Regions from separate parts of the Homo sapiens genome. Here region 1 is linked to region 2. Evidence: chromatin loops called from intact Hi-C (ENCODE). Cell type or tissue: pancreas. All regions are shown on one strand. Links, peaks and the distances in the headings refer to the core of each region. The heading gives the core; the rest is flanking DNA.

Region 1 (10,858 bases), core at 1,985-9,984, 72 kb before region 2:
CACCAGGATGCTGGGCTGCAGAGGCTCAGTCCACAGACCCGCCTGGGCTTTGGGGCCTCCAGCCACCCTCGGAGGGAGTGGGGGTGACAGTTGGCGGCTCTGTGTTGGGTGGGTGAGGGATCCTGGGACTAGGGAGACTTGGGGCTTTCCTGGTGGGAGGCTGGGAGGGATGTCTTTGCTGGTGAAGGGGACCAACAGGACGCTGAGCTCCAGAGGTGGGGACAGCATGGAGCCTGCCGGAAGCAGGTCACGTGGCCAGCATCAGTGGTTCTGACCCTGTTTCCCGAACTCCGTACACACTGAGACCTTCCTGACAGCCCACGGAATCTTGACCACACCACGAAGACCTCGCTCCAGATGGGGAAACTGAGGCTCAAACAGATCAAGCCTCCCGTCTCAGTCACCCAGTGGGAAGTGGGATCTGGGTTGTGCCCAGCTCCTGGGGCTGTGGGTCTGCATGCTCTGCCTGTGTGGACTGGGGCGTCCTCCCCATGGCTCTGGTGCACCCAGCTGCACTGGCTTTTCCTGGCCAAGGGGGCCCCTGGGAGGAAGATGTCAGAGCCGGGGCCTCCCTGGGCTCAAGCAGCTGAGGAGGGCCAGGAGGGGGCGGAGCTGCAGCTCCTGAAACTCCCCCCAGACCCGCCCAACAGGCCACTCTTCCCTGGCCCCCAGCATCTGCCATGTGGGCTGGGCCGACGCCCATAAAGGAGCCGCCCAAGGGAGCCCATGGTGCCTGCGGGCCTGGGAGAGGTCTCTGGGGTCCACACGAGAGGTGGGCTTCCTTCCCAGTGAAGTCACTGTGGTGCAGAGGCTGGGACGGAGCCTCTGCTGTGCCTCCCACTCACAGGATCCTTTCTGTGCCCGAAACCACCTGCAGCACTCCTAGAGTGCTGGAGAGCTCCGGGGAAGGGATGGGAGGTGGAGGGAAGTTGCAAGCCTTGGTGCTTTTGGGGAGAAGAAATGAACCAGGATTGTAGAAATTCACCCAGACCCGCACCCGCAGCCTTGAGCCAGGGGTCAGCAGCGGGGTCAGTGGGGCTGGCTTTTTCTTCCCGAGTCAGCCTTCTCTGGGTTTGTTGGGCTTGCCAAGGGCAGCTAGGGGTGCTGGGGCTGGGGGAACTCGGAAGGAGGGTCTCCTCCAGGCCTGGGTGGGGGCTGCAGTGGGGCTGTGATGGGGGAGCAAGCCTACCGGGGCGGGGAGGGGCTGGGCTGAGGCTCATGGGGGGCTTCACAGGGCTGGGGTGAGAGAGCTGAGCTCTGGTCCAGGGTCACCCTCAGCCACTCCTCCCACTCCCAGACCCTCCCACTCGGGAGTCCAGGCTGGAGGGTCTCTGTGGGTGCTGAGCCCCCTGGAAGGAGTGGGGGAAGGGGAGGGCAGGCTAGTGAGCCGCTGTCCCACCTGCTGCTTGCAGCTGGGCCGTGGGGGGGGCAGGTGTGAGGGGCGCATGTCTGTCCCCCTCGACACCACTCTCACCCCACCATGCCTTGCCCTCTGCTCCATTTTGCCACTGAGAACACGACCCAGAGGTGGCGTCTTGCCCACGGTCAAAGCTAGTGAGAGCCGGGCTGGGCTTCAGCTAACCCAGGCCGGCAGCTCCGCCTCCTGCAGTGAGGTGCTACTGGTGCCAGCACCTTTGCCTTCGGGGGACTGCTCCTTAAAACCAAGGGGCGACGTGCTGCTCTCACCAGAACGGAACAGAGCCCATCCAGTAAACGGGTGCCTCTTATCCCCCGGACAGGGCCCAGGAGAGCCCTCCATGGGGAGCCTGAGGCTGGCAGACCACCTTCCACCTCATGTCCTCATCCAGGGAATGGACATGCACTGTGGGCCCTGCCTGTCCCTCAGGACTCCCACCTCCCTCTAAAGGCCCCCCAGAGCCTGCACCTGCCCTCCTAGGGTCTCCACCCACTCTCCCAGGGCACTCTGGAGTGGCCACTCAGAGGGGGCAGAGGTTTGCTGTTGTTAATCCTACCTCACGCATTCTCAGAGCCCCAGCAGAGAGGGTGCACCCCCCCCACCCGCTGAGCTGGCTGGGGCGGGGCAGGGGTCGCATTCCTGAAGGGTGCTGGCTGGAGAGTCAGTCTGGGCGGAGGGTAAAGGTGTGGGCTTCCCAGTCAGCAGCCCTGGTGGGGCTCTCGGACCCATCTCTGCTCTCTATGCGGCCTTGGGCAAGTTGCTTTTCCTCTCTGAGCCTGTTTCCTCACCTGGGGGTGACAGCACCCCTGCCCCTGTATCAGGCTGCTTAGAAGCTCCTCACAGGTAATGCCTGTGTGGCCAGGAGCTCCGTAGACAGGAGCGCTCAGTGAGCAGCCGAGGGAGACCCCGATTCACCTGCGCCTCCCTCATGACCTGCGCCTCCCTCATGTGGGACCCCAGGTGTCCAGCAGTGCTGACGGCAGGACCCTCTGTGCTTGGACAAGGTCAAGTCTCATTGCCACAAAGGCCTTGTGCAGGAGGACGCAGCCCTCCCCACGCTCAGGGCAGAGGTCCGGCTTCTGACGGTGATGACACTCATCCTTGGACGGCTGCTCACTACGGACTCCAATGGGCTCACGGCATCTCTGTGGCTACACCCAGGGGAGATGCCACCTGCCTCCCACACACAGGCCAGGGAATCACAGGCCCAGCTGTGGCCCTGGCAGGACTGGACATTGTCCGGCCGAGTGCCAAAACCCACAGTGATGCCTGTTCTTACCCTGTCCTCTGGGAGGCCGGGCCCCCTGAGCTCCTCTGCTGTCTGAGCAGGAGGCATCCGGGGCATCACTGGGCTCCCCGCCTCTCCGAGGGCACTCAACCAGAGAAGCCGCCTGGGCACCAGTGCTCCAAGGACGTCTGCCAGGCCGGCTGCTCTCCACCCCAGCCACCGACCCCCAGCAGGCTCTTTGGGGCAGGAGTGCGGAGCTGGACACTGGTACCCTCCGTCTCTGAGGCCTGGGCTGTCTGTATGTCCATCTGACTGACTGCCCACCTATCCAGGAGCAACGGTGATGGCCACAGCAGTAGCAGTGGCAGTGGCAGTGGCATAGCAGTGGCAGTGGCATAGCAGTGGCAGTGACAGTAGCAGTAGCAGTGGCAGTGGGAGTGGCATAGCAGTGGCAGTGGCAGTAGCAGTGGCAGTGGGAGTGGCAGTGGCAGTGGCAGCGGCAGTGGCATTAGCAGTGGCAGTGGCAGTGGTAGCAGTAGCAGTGGCAGTGGTGACAGTGGCAGTGGAAGTAGCAGCGGCAGCGGCAGTGGCAGTGGCATTAGCAGTGGCAGTGGCAGTGGTAGCAGTAGCAGTGGCAGTGGTGACAGTGGCAGTGGAAGCAGCGGCAGCGGCAGTGGCAGTGGCATTAGCAGTGGCAGTGGCAGTGGCTGCTGTTGATCACATACTGTTCTGTGTCAAGCACCACACCAGGCTTTTTCCCACTTGCATGGGCACTGAAACCATCCTGCAGCTTTGCTGAGGAAGCCAAGCTCAGAGTGGTGCCCTCTGCACCTTGACCCGCTTCTCCCCAAGGGATTCCCCTGCCCCTGTCCACCTCCTGGCTGCCCCTGTGGAACACCCACTGCATAGCTAGGTTGGGCACATGCATGTGGCCGGGGCCCACCTGGCCTTGGAGGAAGTGCTGATTGTCTCATTCTACAGGTTTGGACACTGAGGCTTGAAGCAGATCAGAGATGAGCAGGTGGAGCAAGATTTGGACCTGGACATGGCCTCAGAGTCTCCTCCCACCCTCTGTGGTAATGGGCAAAGCCTCTCCCATGGAGACTTCGGCCAGGTCGCTTGTCTGGCCGTGCCTCAGTTTCTGTGACTGTAGAACAGATGTTGGTGGTGAGCCCTGACCCAGGCTCCTGTGCACACACCGCCGCAGGGCCCCCGGGACAGCTGCACACGCATGTTGTGTGTGCACATGCACTCGTGTACCCCACACGCGCGTGCGCCCGTGCACTCGTGTGTACACATAAACAGAGGAGCCAGCCGAGGTGTCCCTGCAGCTCAGGCACAGCAGCCCTGCAACCTGACTCCCTCCCGGAGGTGGAGGTGGGCCGGGCTGCTCTCCTGCCCTGCCGGCTGGCTCCCTGAGGCCTGGCCCGTGGGGGAGGGGGTTGAGCAAGGCCCGCCTTTGTGGCTGCTTCCCCACAGACACAGCGGCAGAGGAGTCCCCTGCTCAGTGCCCAGCTGCGGGTGCTGCACCCCTGCACCACCCTCACCCCTGTGGCTGCGCCCGCTTATCCTCTTGTGAACCTGGATGGTGGGGCGGGACAGGCCCAGGGTGGAGGGCGAGGCCACCAGCCTGTCCCTGATGCCCCAAGCCCCTCAGCAGACCATGGACACTTCCTGGGCCCTGGTGCCAGACTAGGCCTGGCCTCTTTGCACCCAGCTCCTGCCAGGAACGCCCACTGAGCTCTCTCCGTTGCTAGGTCCCTGGACCAGGAGCAGCCTTGTGCCACCCCTTAGGGAAGACGTCCAGTCCCACCCACCCCCGCGGCTCTCCTCGCAGGAGTCCAAGCTGGGCCTCCAGCCTCCCTGGTGAGCACCCCAGCCAGGGATCCCAGCTCACCCGGCTACTTGGGTGGCCTGGCCCCGGGGTCCCGGGTACTCACATGGCTCCTGGCCCTGCCTCAACCTCTGTCGACCTCTGCGCGGAGTCCCCCACGCTCTTCACAGGGAGAGAGAAGTGAGCGGGCTGTGAACCTGCACAGGCAACAAGACAGGATTTTGGCCAAACCCGCTTGACAGGTTTTCGATTCTCCCAGCCAGGAGCAGAAAGGAGGCAGAGACTGCCCTGAGCCGCCAGGCGGGTTCTGCCATCTCGCAGAAAGTGGCCGGACAGGTTGGGTCTGAAGCCACATAGAGTTGGGATTGTTTCCTCATAATCACTGTGAGGCTGGGCTGCAGGAGCCAAGCTGGTTAGCACTGAGAATCCAGTTTGGTGCCTGTGACACGGAGGGCCCGGGCGGGGAAGGGTGGGGGGCTTGCAGGGGTGCCTGGGTCGGGGGCTGCAGGTGGGAGTGAGCAAATGTGCTGTCTCGCCACCTCGGGACAGGTGGTAGGGCCTCTGACACAGAGTGGTCCTTCCTGCTGTTCACAGCTCAGCTCACCGTGGGCTGACCATAGGTAGGTGACAGTCCCCTTTCTGGCCTCGGTTTCCCTGTCTGTAAATTGGGGATAATAAGCTCAAGAGCTGTCCCTGCCAGAACCCAGTGGACAGAAATCCAGCAGCTGCTATGGGAAGCGACCCGCCCAGCCTGCCCCGCCCTGCCTGGGGAAGCAGGCCTTCTGCTTGAGGGGGACTGGGCGCATGCTGGGCCTCTGGTCTGCGCAGTCTGCCCGGGGTCTGTGAGTGCTTGTGAGTGGGCTTCTCCAGTCTCCAGGTAGGCTGGGTGCCCCCGGCCAGGTGGAGCCCAGGGGGGCAAATAGGCTGGGGGCTGGCCTGGCCCCGGGTGGCACGGCCCAGGTGCTGGAGCAGCCTCACACTGTGGTCTCGTGTGTGTTCCCTGGACAGCAACACTGTGGCTGCGGGGTACAGCCCTGACCCCCTCATGCCTTGCCCCCTGTGTCCTACCCACGACCCCTCCCCACTCCCTCCTCCCCGCCTCCACCTCCGCCTCTGCCTCATCCTCAGCCTGTCTTAGCTCTGCACGGAAGCAGAGCGGGGGTTCCCGAGTCCTTGGGGCCATGATCCCCAGCGCACCCGAGTACCCCAGGAATGCACGGGGCTCAGAGGAGGAAGCCTGGGAGCCTGGCCTGTAGCCGCTGCCGCGAGGGGAGGACGGACTTCCTGCTCCCTGGCAGGGCCCCTGCTGGTGGCTGGTGGCCAGCTCTGGGTTTGGGATGAGGGCTGGGTCATCTCTGGCCCCACGATGCCCTCCCACTCAGGACCAGGCTCTTGGGAGGGGGTTGTGGTCAGCATGGGCCACTCCAGCTCTGGCTGGCCTGGGAACTTCGTGGAGGCCCCTCCTCCGGCCACCTCCCTGTTCCTGGCTGGGCCCTTTGTGAGTGGGGTCTGCTTGCTGCTGGCGTGTGTTTTGTGTGTGCCTGTGTGGGGACTGTGTGCACGTGTGTGTGTGTGTGTGTGTGGGGATACGAATGTGTGTGCATGTCTTACATGTGTGTGCCTGTGTGTGCATGTGTTGCACGTGTGTGTGTGCACATGTGTGCGTGGACATGTGTAGCTGCTTTGTGCTGTGGTCTGGATGTTTTTTGTGTCTACCCCAGATTCTCGTTGAAATCCTAACGCCCCAGGCAATGATGTTAGGAGGCGGGGCTTCTGGGAGATGGCAAGTTCGTGAGGCTGCAGCTCTGCTGGGGGATCAGTGTCCTTCTACAAGCGGCTCCAGGGAGGTCCCTTGCCCCTTCCACCATGTGAGGACCCGAGATGGTGCCGTCTATGAACCGGGAAGTGAGTCCTCTCCGGACGTGGAACAAGTTGGTGCCTTGATTTTGAACTTGCAGCCTCCAGGTATGAATGTGAGCTCTGGGCTCACTGCCTGTGGGGAGCCCTGCCTCACAAGGAGGGGTCCCTCTGCATCTGCCATGCATGGCTGTTTCAATCAAAGCTGCTGTCTAACACCACCGGCTCGACCTTGAGTTCCTCCCTGAGCAAAGCCAAGCGACCTCCTGGACTGAGCCAGTTTTCGTGCCTGCCTGCCCTGGCTCATTGGCCAGGGACCCCACCCCGCCATGTCCAGGCCTTGGTGATACAGGACAGAGGTGCCCGTGCAGGTTGTGCCTGTGGCTGGGTCCCCAGGGAGAAGGTGGCAACCCCAGGCCAGCAGCCTCCTACCCTGAACTCCAGGCAACATCGTCGGCCCCCTGGCACTGCACCTGCACTGTGGGCAGAGAAGGAGGGAAGGCTGGGAGAGGAGGAGGAGGTCGAATGTCGCTGGAGGTCGGCGTCCTTCTGCAGCCGTGGGTTTGTGTGCCCCTTTGTTCATTCATGCAACCATCCAAGACCCATTTCCTGGCTGCCCACCAGGCCCTGTCCAGGCTCTGGGCACATGGATGGCCAAGAACGTGACTCACACATTTACGGGGCTTTTGGCTGTGAGAATCGGGCACACAGAGGGCACTGTCTGAGTCTCAGTTTACTTGTCCCTTGCAGGGCTGATGAGGGTGAAAGGGGTTCCTCTCCTGGTACCACTCACCTGTTCATTCATTCAGCCGATGTCTGTTGAATCCTGATCAGCCAGGAGCTGGGGGGTGTGATGGACACCCAGGCACCGGCGTCCGGGCTCGCAGGAAGCATTGCAGAATGAGGCAGCAAGGCCTCAACACGCTGCTGGCAAACCGTGGCCAGGTTTCAGCGTGGGGGCTGCTCCATCGCCCCATTATACAGCTGAGGAATGAGGCCCCAAGTGTGTGTGTGGCCTCCCAGCCCTGGCAGCCACCCCCACCTGCACCTGAGGGGCTGGGGCTGCTGGGCCTGGGGTGAGGGACCAAGAGGGCTCTTCATGGCCCCCTACACCTGCTTCCTAGGCCAGATGGGGGCCCAATGCCCCACCCCAGAGGTGAGGCAGCCTTTTATCTCTGAGCTGGGAGGGGTGGGAGATAAGCTTCAAAGGCATCTCGCTGTAAAACGCACCTTTAAAAGCCGGCCCTGCTGCCTGGTATTTGTGTTACTGGAGCGATAGATAAAGGGTGGGGTGGCCAGTGCAGTGGCCAGGTCAGGCCAGCCCTGCAGCCCTGGCCCCCAGATAAATGGGTCACCTATTAGCACGGCCCTGCAGGAATGGGACTGCCTTCTGTGACAACCGGGGCCCATCCCCACCCTCCCTGCAGACAAGCCCTTGCTGGCCCGGCTGGGGGGCATCCTGATGGCGGGTGCTGTGTGCCCATGGGGCCAGGCTGCACTGGGCAGGAGGGGTGCAGATGTGGGCCCTGCCTGGGCACTTGGGAGGGCGGAGGCTTTCTTGGTGGGGGGAAGGATCAAGCCCCCCGTCTTTCCTCCACATGGTCTCACTGCTAGTCACCCTATTTTATGTTCTCATGATTTTTATTTGTATAGCTTCATGGGGTTTAAGTACGATGATGCTGCATTGAGACGTTGTACTGTGTGAAGTCAGGGCCTTCTGTGCATCGGTCGAGGGTGCAATGCACACGGCACCCCCGAGCAGCCACCCATCCTCCCTTCCCTCCACCCTGCGAGGCCCCGTTGTCCGTCTGTCCACACTCTGCTCCATGAGCACACGTGACTTAGCTTCGCCTTGTGAGTGAGAACCTGCAGTATTTGTCTTTCTGTCCGAGTTGTTTCACTTAAGATAACGTAGGCACCCTCTTTTAAAAATTACTTTTTGCTAATACAAGAACTGCAAGGATGCCCCCTGCCCCCTCCTGCGAAGCACTAAACATGACAAATAAGACCAAAGTCTCCTTTTATTGTCGCGTCTCATCCCCTCCCCAGGTGAGCCGCTGCTTGGGGTGAGCATGCTTCCTGCTGGATGCTTCTCTATGTAAGCACCTGCCTGAGTGTCAGCCCTCTTAAGGTGAACCGCTCCGTGTCATTCGTACATTCACAAGTTTGTGCCGCCATCATCGTGATCGGATTCCAAAACATTTTCATCACCTCCAAGAAAGCCTTGTACCTGGCAGCAGTCACTGTCTCTATGGATTTGCTTATTCTGGACATTTCATAAAAATAGAATCAAACAGCATTTGGCTCTTCGTGTCTGGCCTGTTTCTCTGAGCACGATATTTCGAAGATTCAGCTGGGTCTCGCTCCTGTTCCTGGCTGAAGCTGAATAATATTCCAGTGCACGGCTGGACCACAGTCATCAACTGACGGACACTTGGTGGTCTCACATTTCCACTGGTGTGAATAGTCCTGCTGTGAACATGCGTGTGCGAGATTTTGGTTGAACACTTGTCCTCAGTCCTCTTGGGTGTGTATCTAGGAGTGCAATTGATGGGGCTTATGGTAACCCTAAGTTTAACTTTCGTTTACTTTTTTGAGACAGAGTTTCGCTCTTGTTGCCCAGGCTGGAGTGCAGTGGCACGATCTCGGCTTACTGCAACCTCTGCCTCCAGGATTCAAGTGATTCTCCTGTCTCAGCCTCCGGAGTAGCTAAGACTATAGGCATGCGCTACCACGCCCAGCTAATTTTTGTATTTTTAGTAGAGACGGCGTTTCACCATATTAGTCAGGCTGGTCTTGAACTCCTGACCTCAGGTAATCTACCTGCCTTGGCCTCCTAAAGTGTTGGGATTACAGGTGTGAGCCACCGCGCCCAGCCACTGTAGTATTTTTAAGAAGTCTAAATTAATGGGAAAAATTCACAATGAACCAAATAACCAAGTTTTATATAAAGACAGGATTAGGGTGAGGCAGGCGAGTCCCTTACTCTTGGGGCTGTGAGAGTGTGGGGTGGAATCGGCTCCAGGGTCCCAAGGTGTGGCCGGAGAATGGGCCTGGTAGGGAGACCTGGGCATGGTGCCCGTCTCCGGCCTCTGTCCTGTAAGGGTTTGCCTATGCCTCCGCCTCATCAGATTGCTCTAAAGATAGGACACAGCAGCACACGGGGCCCAGGCTGGGGTGAGTGGACCCCTCCCTGAGACCTTCATCTGCCACCGAGGTGAGGACAGCCATCAGCCTCCTCAGAGCCTTAGGGTCTGATCCCTCCTGGACCGGCCCACAGATCCCCAACGGACTGGAGTCCCCTGTGGCTGCTCCCCTCCCTCTCCCAGCCAGCTCTTGGGCATCCAAGCACCCCTCTGCAGGGAAGCCCTCCATGACTGTAGGTAGGTCAGGCCTTTTCCCAACAGGCCTGTAAGATGCAAGTCTTGGGTAGAAACTGTGTATTGGCTCAGGGGTCTTCAGGGTGCTACCTTCTTGAGACAGGAAGTGTTTGCCCGTTCATTGCTGTCTTGGCCCCTGGCATATGGTGGTACTTCATAAACATTTCTTCCTTTCTTTTTCTCTGAGGCAGGGTCTTGCTCTGTTGCTCAGGCTGAAGTGCAGTGGTAAGACCATAGCTTGCTGCAGCCTTGAACCCCTGGGCTCAAGTTATCTTCCTACCTCAGCCTCCTGAGTAGCTGGGACCATAGGTACACGCCACCATGCTTGGCTAAATTTTTAAAAATGTTTTGTAGAGATGGGGGTCTCTCTTTTCTGCCCAAGCTGATTTTGAACTCCTGGGCTCAAGCGATCCTCCCGCCTCGGCCTCCCAAAGTGCTGGGATTACAGGTGTGAGCCACCGTGCCTGGCCCTGGTGGGTTGTGTCTTACCCAGAAAACTCAAGTGCTAAGAGGCAAAGCCTAAAGGTTCCTCTGGGCTGAGACGGGATGGGCCCTGCTTGGTGAGAACTGGGGAGTGGTTTAGGGGAGGGCTGTGTTTCCTAAAGAGCCGACAGAAGCCTTTTACTCTGGCTAAACTATTTGTTCCTATACCTTTGTTAAATATTATGAAAATGAGGGTACCTGTGGAATGGGGACCCTGTGTGTGGAACTGGGGGGATGGCTGGGAGGGGTCTTCCCAGGCCAAGTCCTGGTTGGGCTCTTGCCTGGGATGTGTGGGGTGGAGGCTCCGGGGAGGGGGCAGAGGTGCCTGGGGGTGAACCAGCGGGTACCCCGGGCCATTTTGACCTCTGACCTCAGCTTCCTTTTTGAGACAGTGGGGCTGCCTTGGTGCCTCTCTCCTGGAGGGTGTGGGTTAAATGAGAGGGGTTCTGTGCCAGGGCCCAGGGCTGTGCCACTCACTGAGGGTCCTAGCGACACTCCTGAGATGGTTCTTATTTTGTCACCATTTTCCAGGGCAGTGCCAGCCTTGGCAGACGGGCCGGACAGAGGAGGGATGATGGCTCAGGCTGGCAGGGGCTGCCACGGGGCAGCGATGGCCACCTCGAGCCTGGCCAGTGCTTCTGGACTTCCTCTCTGCTGAC
Region 2 (10,858 bases), core at 1,867-9,866:
CACACAGCACCCCTGACAGAGGCCCTGGGAAGTCTGCAGAGCCTCAGATACCGGCCTCCTGGGTGCAGGAATGCTGGGGGCGCTGGTGGGTTGCAGTTGGAACCAACAGGTTGACATGAGCATCACAGACAGGAAAACCGAGTACACACCAGGTCTCTAGCAGGAGGGCCCTGCCCCGGGACGCTGGCGCTGGCCTTGGGTGCAGATCGAGCGCCAGGATGGGGCCTGACACTCAATTCTTCTCCTTTGAGGCTCAGGGAGATGTCAGTTGGCTTGAAAAACCGCCAGACTAAATATAGCTGTGAAACTTCCCGGAACACATTATTCCAAGTGTCCAGTAATTAATGCTCAACAACACACAGTGTCTTCCAGAAAGCCGAATCCACTCTGAATGTCTTGTGGGGTGGGCGGGGGGTCGTCACCGGGAGGAGGCATGTGGGGTCCCTGATGGACGTGCAGGGCAGACAGATGGATGCGGGCGAGCACGTCCTTGGCCCCCTGAAGTGCCAAGACTGGCTGAGGTTGGCACCCTCCTGTTGGATCAGGCCGTCCTCAGGAGGCTGTGGGCGGACGGGAGCTCAGGCCGCAGGGAAGCCGTGGCCTCTTTCTGCTGTGGGGCAATCACTGCCTCCTGCAGGAAGCTCTCCTTGCCTGCCCTGGCCTCGAGGGGCCCTCACCCCACCCAGTCTGTCTGGTGAAGGCCCCTTCCCATCTTCCCAAGCAGATTAGCCCACCAAGGCCAGGCCTCGTCCACCTCCCTCACCACCTGCCACAGAGGGAGGTTTGCTGAGCACGTGTGGGTGACAGACGGAGGCTTCTGGAGGGAGGGGTACAGACAGAGGTTCCCTAGGCTCTGGCCCCTGTGGCCTCCCTGCTCCTCCCAGCCCCGGCCCGGGCTCCCGGCACCTCCCGTGGAGCTGGCGGCCCCTGGACTCACCTGGCACCCAGGAAGGTGATTACTCCAAAGGCTCCCAGAAGGCCATTTACCTTCCCCAGGCTGTTTTCTCACAGGTGGGGGTGAGGCTGCCCACAGCTCAGCTCAGTTTGCAGAGGAGAAAGAAACAGCCCCAGCCCCTGGCTGCTGGCGTCTCCCGGCTGCTCCTGAGTCTGGCCCTTCAGGCCTCGTGCCCGCTCCTCCTCCCGCCCACTCCCCCTTGTAGGGAGGGCCGGGTGACCCGTGTGTCTCCACCTGGCCCCGTCCCATGGGTCAGCAGTGGCGATTTCCATGCAGAGGGCTGGGTGTGTGGACACAGGTGGGGTCAAGCGCAGGGCCAGTGGCCTCAGCACATCCGCAGGGCTTTCCCGGCTTTCTGGGAGCTGGCCTGCCTCTGTCATCTGGGCTCTCAAGCGGTGCCTGGATGGTGGTCTCGCAGAGGTGCAGGGGGGTCAGGGAGGCTGCCTGGGGAGTGGAGGACTGGGCTTGTGGGGCCTCGGCTGAGTGGCGTATTTCCATCCCCGCAGGGCCAGAACCAGGGAGATCCTGGTCCGCCCTCCCTGTCTGAGCAGCCACACGCAGGGCCTGTGCGTCCTCCACCTGAGCCCCCTTCCCGAGCCCCGGACCCTGCTGGGTGGGTTGGGAGGGATGGGCGGTTGCGGGGTGGGGGTGGCGGTTCCGGCAGGCGACGCCCGACCCTCCTGGATGGGTTGGAGGGTTGCAGGGTGGGGGTGGGGGCTGACAGGCGATGCGCGCCCCTGGTGGCTCGCGGGGCACTTCTCTGGGACCTGGGTCTGCGAGGGTCTCCAGGAGGCGCCGGGCGTTCGGGACCCAGACAGCGCCAGGGCTTTAGGAGCCCCCCTCCCCGACCCAATATGACTCCAGCTCGTTGCAAACAGACTGAATCTCCTCTCCCAGGGCCACCAGCACCTGAGCGTGTACAGAGCATGGATGGGCCCCGAAACTCTCATTTCTTGTTGCCAAATTAAATCCAGGCAAATGCCAGCATGCTTAGACACAAACGACCATTTATTTCACACGAAACGAGGAGAAATTGTTGATGCAGCCACCTCGGGGGTGTGCGGGTCAGAGGGTCAGAGGACGGCCTCGGGGAGGCTGGCGGAGGGCGAGGCCCCAGTGGGCAGGGCTGCACCGTCTGCCACCCTTGGCTGTGGGAGGCGCAGCTGCGGGCTCGGGCCCTGGTCGTCCGTGTGACTTGTCCCCACCTGGCACGAGTGCTGCCTTTGGTGCCTTGGGATCTGCTGTGGGGCCAGGGGCTCAGTGCTGTGTCCTCCAAAGCTGCTGCTGAGTCTCTGCAACCTCTGAGGTGGCTGCAATGTCAGGCCCCCAGGGACCCGGGCCTCAGGGGAGGGCCAGGAGGAAGGTCTTGAAGTATTTGATACTTGGGGACGGGTCTCCCAAGCATAACTTCCCGCAGAGCCACAGCCACCAAATCACTCTGGAGAAAAGCACCAGGGGGAGGGGCCACGGGAGCGGAGCACAGACCCCAGCTGCCCTCGCATACCCAGAGGAGCGTGTTCGTCTCCACAGCAGCTCCGAGGATGCGCTGGCTGGAGACAGTTCAGAAAGTCGGAAACGTCAAAGGGGGCGATGCCACAGTGTCATTCTGTCTGTGGAGCCCTAAAGTGTCAGCCCAGGGGGTGGTTCTGGGGTCTCTGGAGGAACATCCTGTGTAGCAGGGGAAGGGGGGGTGGGTGTGGGGGATGGGTGGGTGTTGGGATGGGTGGGTGTTGGGGATGGGAGAGTGTTGGGGTGGGTGGGTGTTGGGGTGGGTCCGTATTGGGGATGGGTGGGTGTTGGGGTGGGTGGGTGTTGGGGTGGGTCCGTGTTGGCGTGTGTGGGTGTTGGGATGGCTGGGTGTTGGGGATGGGAGAGTGTTGGGGTGGGTGGGTGTTGGGGTGGGTGGGTGTTGGGGATGGGTGGGTGTTGGGGTGGGTGGGTGTTGGGATGGGTGGCTGTTGGGATGGGTCCGTGTTGGGGTGGGTGGGTGTTGGGATGGCTGGGTGTTGGGGATGGGAGAGTGTTGGGGTGGGTCCGTGTTGGGGTGGGTGGGTGTTGGGGTGGGTGGGTGTTGGGATGGGTGGCTGTTGGGATGGGTCCGTGTTGGGGTGGGTGGGTGTTGGGATGGCTGGGTGTTGGGGATGGGAGAGTGTTGGGGATGGGTGGGTGTTGGGGTGGGTGGCTGTTGGGGTGGGTGGCTGTTGGGGTGGGTCCTTGTTGGGGTGGGTGGGTGTTGGGATGGCTGGGTGTTGGGGATGGGAGAGTGTTGGGGTGGGTGGGTGTTGGGGTGGGTCCGTGTTGGGGATGGGTGGGTGTTGGGATGGGTGGCTGTTGGGGTGGGTCCGTGTTGGGGTGGGTGGGTGTTGGGATGGCTGGGTGTTGGGGATGGGAGAGTGTTGGGGTGGGTGGGTGTTGGGGTGGGTATGTGTTGGGATGGGTGGGTGTTGGGGATGGGTGGGTGTGGGGGTGGGTGGGTGTTGGGATGGGTCCATGTTGGGGATGGGTGGGTGTTGGGATGGGTGGGTGTTGGGGTGGGTGGGTGTTGGGATGGGTCTGTGTTGGGGATGGGTGCGTGTTGGGGATGGGTGGGTGTTTGGATGGTTGGGTGTTGGGGATGGGTGGGTGTTGGGGTGGGTGGGTGTTGGGATGGGTCCGTGTTGGGGATGGGTGCGTGTTGGGGTGGGTGGGTGTTGGGGTGGGTGGGTGTTGGGATGGGTGGGTGCTGGGGATGGGCGGGTCCGTGTTGGGATGGGTGGGTGGTGGGGATGGGTGGGTGTTGGGGTGCATGGGTGTTGGGGTGGGTGGGTGTTGGGATGGGTGGGTGTTGGGGATGGGTGAGTGTTGCATTGAGTGGGTGTTGGGATGGGTCTATGTTGGGGTGGGTGGGTGTTGGGGTGGGTCGGTGTTGGGATGGTTGGGTGTTGGGGTGGGTGGGTGTTGGGATGGGTGGGTGTTGGGGTGGGTGGGTGTTGGGGTGGGTGGGTGTTGGGATGGGTGGGTGTTGGGGTGGGTCCGTGTTGGGGTGGGTGGGTGTTGGGGTGGGTAAGTGTTGGGGATGGGTGGTTGTTGGGGTTGGTCCGTGTTGGCAATGGGTGGGTGAGTTTTGGGGATGGGTGGGTGTTGGGGTGGGTCGGTGTTGGGATGGGTCAGTATTGGGATGGCCGCTGGAGGGTGGGGGCAGCTGGGACCTACCTTGGCTGACCCCTCCCCAGACCCTGACAGTCTGAGAGAGGTGGGCTTGGCATGCAGCGGGCAGCAGAGGAGAGCAGTTAGGGAAGTGAGGCTGGGGAAACAGGGAGGGAGAGAGACAGCTGCGATGTCATTACAAGTCAGTCACCAACAGTTTCCAGGTAGGGAAGGCATCTCTTTATGGCAGCAAAGGTGCCAGGAAGGTGGGCTGGGGTCTTCCAGCAGCTTCCAGAGCTGAGAGCAGCTGCTCAGGGGTCTCAAGTGAGTGTGGTGGGCTAGGCCACCCACGGTTATGCTGCCCATTCCATCCCCCTGCCTGGGGAAGGGCAGGGCAGGAACGAAGGGGGGTCCTTGGTCTCGGCATGGGGCAGGGACCCCCGATGTGGGAGCAATGGACACATCCCAGTCCTCTCTCCGTCTCTGCCTTGTCAAGCAGGAAGCCTTCTTGGGGCCATGGGTCCCTAATGCTTTTCTACGCCCAGCTCAGGTCCTGGGGATCAAGGAGCCGCAGGCTGGGATGGGCGAGCCTCTGCAGGAAGGTCCTGGTTTATTTTTGCGGTCGCTGTGCAGGTCAAGAGTGATGCTGCTTCACCTCTTGTGGCCACCATGGTGGGTTCCTTTAGAAAGATTTATTTAAGGACGTCAAAGAAACTGAGCAGCAGCTGCCTCTGAGAACCTGGCGTAGGGAGGTCTCATCTTCCTGGGGTTATACCCGTTCAAACGCAGAGACAGAGAAGAAACAGGAAGAACTGATCGTGCACAATAGATTCCCCCAAGTTAAAGGTGCGGGGATCTAGAGAGGAGCGTTCAGTAAGCCCCGCACGGGCGTGCTCAGCTCTGTCCCGCATCAGGGAGCCAGGCCAGGAACCGAAATCGGGATGTGGGCCGACGCTTAACCTGGACAGTTGTCCCCTTGGCGTAGAAGACACCAGCACACCCCCTCCACTTTGGACAGATGCCGTGACCAGCCCGGAGCCCCAGCAGCTCCATTCACAAGGTGCTTGGGAAAATAAATTTAGGTGTCTCCATTCGTAACTCAGCAATGTGATTGAGCGTCTGTGGGAGAAGCCTTATTCCTGCAACGGCTGTGTGTGTGTGATGGGCCGGAGCCCGGGGGAGTCAGGAGCTCAGACTCAAGTGAAGCTCAGAGTGAACAGGAAGGGTCACAGCCGCACCGTCCCCCAACCCCCAGGCGGTCAGAATCCAGAGCGTGGGCCCAGGGCTGCCCCTGCCCGTCGGTCCCCGGAGAAAACGCCCGGTGTGTGCGGAGCTTCACCACCAGGGGGAGTCCGAGGCCGTGTCCAACGTGGGTGTGCGGGAGGGCGGGGGGAGGGTGTGAGCCAGCGTGTCTGTGTGTCCATGAGTGTGAGGGTGTGTGCAGGCGTGTCTTACTGTGTATGTGTGGGTGTGAGGGTGTCTGTGAGCCTGTGTGCGTGTGCGGGTGTGTGCAGGCATGTCTTACTGTATACGTGTAGTTGTGAGGGTGTCTCTGTGAGCGTGTCTGTGCATGTGAAGGTGTGTCCATGCGTGTGAGGGCGTGTGCAGGGGTGTATATGTGTGAGTGTGAGGGTGTATTTGTGTGTCTTACTGTATATGTGTGTGAGGGTGTGAGCCAGCGTGTGTGTCCATGCGTGTGAAGGTGTGTGCAGGCATGTCTTACTGTGTATGTGTGGGTGTGAGGGTGTCTGTGAACTTGTGTCATACATATGTCCATACGTGTGAGGGTGTGTGCAGGCCTGGCCTCCTGCACTAGTGTGGGTGTTTGTGTGTGCAGGTGAGAGGGTGTCTGCCTCTGCTGTCGTGGGTTGGGATTCGTGTGTGCAGGTGAGTGGGTGTCTGCGTGTACTGCTAGTGTGGGTGTTCGTGTGTGTGTGTGAGCGGGTGTCTGCGTGTACTGCTAGTGTGGGTGTTCATGTGTGCGGGTGAGCGTGTGTCTGCGTGTACTGTCGTGGGTTGGGATTTGTGTGTGCGGGTGAGTGTGTGTCTACATGTACTGCTAGTGTGGGTGTTCGTGTGTGCGAGTGAGAGAGTGTCTGCGTGTACTGCTAGTGTGGGTGTTTGTGTGTGCAGGTGTGTGTCTGCGTGTACTGCTAGTGTGGGTGTTCGTGTGTGCGGGTGAGCGTGTGTCTGTGTGTACTGCTAGTGTGGGTTGGGATTTGTGTGTGCGGGTGAGCGTGTGTCTGCGTGTACTGTCGTGGGTTGGGATTTGTGTGTGCGGGTGAGTGTGTGTCTGCGTGTACTGCTAGTGTGGGTGTTCGTGTGTGCGAGTGAGAGAGTGTCTGCGTGTACTGCTAGTGTGAGTGTGTGTGCAGGTGAGTGTGTGTCTGAGTGTACTGCTAGTGTGGGTGTTCATGTGTGCGGGTGAGCGTGTGTCTGCGTGTACTGTCGTGAGTTGGGAGCCGTGGATGCCACGCAAGCCCCGAAGCCCCAGCTTTCTGAGCAGCTGGCCTGTGACGGCGGCATCTCAGGCGGCTTGGCTGTGTAGTGGGGATCCCCCAGCAGGCTCCAGGACCAGGGTCTTCTCTTTGGCTCCAGGTGACCCCAGCAGACTGGCCCTGCACCTGGCCCTGTGTTGACATCTCCAGAGGGTTTGTGAGCAGAGATGAGGGCACCTGTGAGGTCAAGGATAGTCTCTGTGTGGCAGCGGGACCTTGGGCCCAGGGGCAGCCTGTGGCTCTGAGGATGGCTGTGAGTACTTGGCAATGACCCTGTTAGTTGAGCTTGTGCCCGGCAGGGCTGAGATCTCCCAGCATGTGGCATGGGCCCCTCACCACCCCGAGTATGGACCCTGATATGGTCTGGCTCTGTGTCCTCACCCAGATCTCATCTTGAGTTGTAACTGAATTGTAATCCTCATGTGTTGGTTGGCAGAGGGACCTCGTGGAGGTGATGAGATCATGGGGGCGGTTCCCCCATGCTGTTCTCAAGACAGTGAATGAGTCTCATGTGATCTGATGGTCTCATAAGGGCTTTTCCCCCTTTTGCTCTGTGCTCATTCTTTCTCCTGTCACCCTGTGAGGAGGTGCCTTCCGCCATGATTGTAAGTTTCCTGGGGCTTTCCCAACCAGGCGGAACGGTGAGTCAACCAAACCTCTTTTCTTTATACATTACCCAGTTGAGTATTTCTTCATAGCAGTGTGAGAGAGGCCTCATAAAGACCCACTTCGTAGATGCACCGAGACTCAGACCCTGAGGTGGGGCTGGGTGGCCGCAGGCTGCTCAGGGGTCTCAAGTGAGTGTGGTGGGCTAGGCCACCCGCGGTTATGCTGCCCATTTCATCCCCCTGCCTGGGTGTGGGTCTTGGTGTGTGGGGTGGGATTACAGGAAGGAGCAGTGCCCTGGGCTGGCCTGCTAGGGGTGGCCCAGCCAGGAGGCTCCCAGCAGGGTCGGCTCTCGGGAGCTGGGTCATGGAGGGTGGGGACATGAGGGTCAGGGAGAGGGCCCAGCTCCCTGACAGCTCCTGGGGCTCTGTGGCAGGGAGAGCAGGTCTGCTGGGGCCAGCTCATGCTTCTGGGGCGCAGCCTTGCCCTGACCCATGGGCTCAACGGAGGGCCGGGTGGGGCTCCCACAGAGCAGTGGGCCTTGGGCCTCAGCTCTTCCCAGATGGAAGCTCTCGAGCAGATGAGAGGGGCTGTGAGCTCCTATGCGCTGGCTCTCCACGTCCCTGCTCCTCCTCTTCCTGGTCACCCCTGCCAGCCCCTTCCTCTGGTGCTTGACCTCGCCCTACTCCCCACCTCCCGGCCTGTGAGCAGCCTTGGCCCGGAGCTGCCCTTCCTGATCATGGTCGGGACCCCAGGCATCTGCCCCTACGTTGGCCTTTGCCAACAGCTGCTCAACCTGCGAGGAGGTGCAGGGAGCCGCCGGCCCCGCTCCTTGGACCTGATCATGGGCAGGTGGAAGCAAACCGCCTCTGAGAAGGGCTGCTCCACAGACACTGCAGGAGTGCCTGGGTCCCAGGACAGACCCTCTGTTGGGTGCAAGGGATGAGGATGGCTGTCCCCACATGTCTCCTAGAGAACCTTCAGGTGGGAATCCTTTTAAGTGAAAATATTCAAAACAACCAAGCTCTCCAAGCTGTGGAGGGCGATTCTCAGACTTCTCGCCCGGCGCTGCCAAAATCCTGTAGCCGGGGTGGATGGGGTGCCCTGGCTGCCTCCCCCAGCCCCTGACAAACCGGCCATCTGGCCTTGGCAGGTGACCCCTCCTCAGCAGCATCCTTGACACCGCCAAGGTGAATTTGCACCTAGAGGTCCCGGCAGGACTTCGTTAATGAGCGTGCTCCTGCCTCAGGACTCTGCATATTCTCCTCCTCCCTGCCATGCCCAGACCCTGATGTCCCGGTTCTCCCCCTCTTCTCCCTCAGCTCTGTGCTCCAACGCCACCTTATCAGAGACCCCCACAAGCTGTGGATGGGGGCTGTGACCTTAGAGCCCCGAGTGGGGAGCACACCCTTATCAGCAGACTCCTGGCTTCCCCAGCCTCTGACCCCTCTGATACCAAAGGCGTCAGATGTCAGGCGGGAGACACAGACAGCAGGAGCCAGGACAGAGTGGGGAGGGGAAGGGGAGGCTGGTGGGGGTTGCGTCTCGTCTGCTCGCTCCTGGCCCAGGCTTACCAGTGGTGGCCTGATTGTGACAGGCTGGATCTGGCAGCTGGAGGGGCTCAGCATCCTCTCTGGGGAGGCAGGGAGGCCCTGAGGGAACGGGTGAGTGGAACGTGAGGTGCTCTGGTCACCTCCCCCACTCTTGGGCAGACAAAGCAGGCACCGGCCATGCGGGCACCAGAGCAAGCTCCTGGATGCCAGGATGGGGCTGGCAGCGCCAAGGTGGGCACAGGCACCAGGGGCTGCTTGCCTCTGAGAGTCCAGGGAAGGCTCCTTGTCTCCCAGGCAGGTTTGTGTCATGGGGACGCTCCCCACGTGACACTCACTGCTGGCATCGTGTGAAAGGGAGGGGGCACCTGCACTTTGCTTTGTCAGTCTCTGTCTTATTCCTGTCCTTAAGGCATCCTGACCTGCTCATTTGTCCACCTGCCCCGCAGCCAGCCCACTCGCCTGCCTGGAGGGTTTGAAGTATTCTCTAGGCTCAGGGGGAGAGCTCCTTCTGGCTAGTCTTAGATCACGGGAGCTGATAGAACGCCAGAATGATCCAGCCCAGCCCCCTCATATAGCAGATGGGAAACAGGTAGGAGAAAAAGCATCTGTCCCTGGTCCCTCACAGCCTTTTCCTAACATCGCGGTTATCACCACCACCACCACCATCATCATCCCCATCATCACCAACACCATCATCACCCCATCCCCATCATCTCCATCACCACCATCATTTCCATCATCACCATCACCATCACCACCATCACCATCCCCACCATCATCACCATCACCATTTTCACTGTCATCATCATCATCACCATCTTCGCCATCATCACCACCATCACCGTTTTCACCGTCATCATCATCACCATCACCATCTTCATCATCCCCATCACCGCCATCATCACAACCATCATCATCATCTTAGCACCCACTCCCACCATGGGAAAGTGCTGTGGCCCCTTTTCTGTCCTGTCCCTTTGCCTTTTGAATAGCAGAAGGTCAGAACAGAGCCTGAGGATTAATTCCAGAAAAAAACCCTCCTCTTTACCCTTTAGTTTCTGGTTGCCTTCGAAACCTCCTGCCTGTGCCTTTAGAGCAGACCTCTTCATCTTCCTGAGGTATGTTTGAACTCCATGAGACACCCTCCTACAACTTCAGTTCACCTGCTGGATGATGGCTCTGTGGGCTGGGGGCTTTCTCACGGAGCAGTCACTGCCATTTACTGTTCCTTGGTGCCAGGTGGGGGCTTGGGCCCCTCCTCTCTGCATCCTCCACCATCACCCTCCAAGGGCCATGAGGGATCTTGGGCTTGGGCCTGGCCCCATCTTGGGTGGGACTTGGTGGGCGCCCTATTCTAAGCCAGCTGCAGGTGCACCTACTATGGTCAGTCACTGGCCAAGGGCTAAGGAGACAGTTCCCACCCTCGTGGGCTCATGGTCCAGTGGGGTCATGGCATTGGCCCAATGACCCCAAAGGTGGTGAAGTTGGGGAAGCTGGGACTCCCTCCAGAGCTCAAGAACCACAGCAGGTGCCCAGGGATTTGAGGCAGGCCCTTGTGGTTTCAAGCTCAGCAGTCTTCTTGTGTGGGGGACGTCACAGACCTGCTCAGTGCCCCCAGAGGGGAGGGCTAGGAACTCGCTGTAGAGTAGTGGGAGGTTGAGGTTGACTGTATGCCAGGGAGGGGGTGAGCCCTACCCCCTAAAGTAGGCAAGTAACAACTGAAAGACTGTCTCAGGCAGGTGGGCACTTGGCCTGAGTGTCCCCTGCTCCTCTTCAAGGTGCGTGTGGGGACCCCAGAGCACAGGGTGAGCTCAGGCCCCTGCTGTGCCCCGGGGACGCTCAGCCACAGAGCACACTGGCTGCAGCTCCGCATGGGCCCTGCCAGGCTGCACGAGAACCTCTTGACGCAGCGATTCCCAGGCCAAACCCAGCCACGTTTGTGTTGCGGCTCCACACAGACGGGCCACGACCCTTGTTGTCAGCAAACTCTCTGAGGGTAAGGAGCTGCCACCCGAGGTTCACCTCCATAGCTGTGCTTCTCCTTCTGCCACACCCAGGAGAGTGGATTTGCTGTGAGCAGGGGCTGGCCGCTCATGCTGTTAGGCAGAACAGCTGTGGAC

The links. A loop is a pair of places that touch in the nucleus more often than their neighbours do. Peaks named below come from ENCODE experiments on the same cell type or tissue, not always from the same donor. Only the 100,000 strongest peaks of a DNase experiment are listed, where the experiment ranks them.
Region 1: a loop joins it to region 2, with 2.1 times the contacts of the local background. A loop is called at or near these places in 7 of 110 quality-filtered maps.

Annotation. Positions count from the first base shown.
Region 1 is chr20:62,422,875-62,433,732 of GRCh38, forward strand. It overlaps RBBP8NL (RBBP8 N-terminal like), which reads right to left and starts at 4,665. Exons shown (of 14, transcript NM_080833.3): 1 at 4,586-4,665. It overlaps LOC105372710 (a long non-coding RNA gene), which reads left to right and starts at 4,956. Exons shown (of 4, transcript NR_187662.1): 1 at 4,956-5,099; 2 at 6,201-6,444; 3 at 7,990-8,190; 4 at 8,386-8,635. RefSeq lists enhancers at 135-926, 3,505-4,264 and a silencer at 3,879-4,173. In pancreas, for the core only: a CTCF peak has its summit at 4,768; DNase peaks (open chromatin) are centred at 2,599, 4,037, 4,767, 5,567 and 3 weaker places; H3K4me3 peaks cover 983 bases; H3K27ac peaks cover 1,865 bases.
Region 2 is chr20:62,494,926-62,505,783 of GRCh38, forward strand. It overlaps LOC124904947 (a long non-coding RNA gene), which reads right to left and starts at 1,089. Exons shown (of 2, transcript XR_007067707.1): 1 at 938-1,089; 2 at 1-560. RefSeq lists enhancers at 1-70, 1,154-1,659, 1,660-2,166, 5,142-5,642, 7,108-7,337. In pancreas, for the core only: a CTCF peak has its summit at 5,420 (motif pointing right); DNase peaks (open chromatin) are centred at 5,416, 7,623 and 7,946.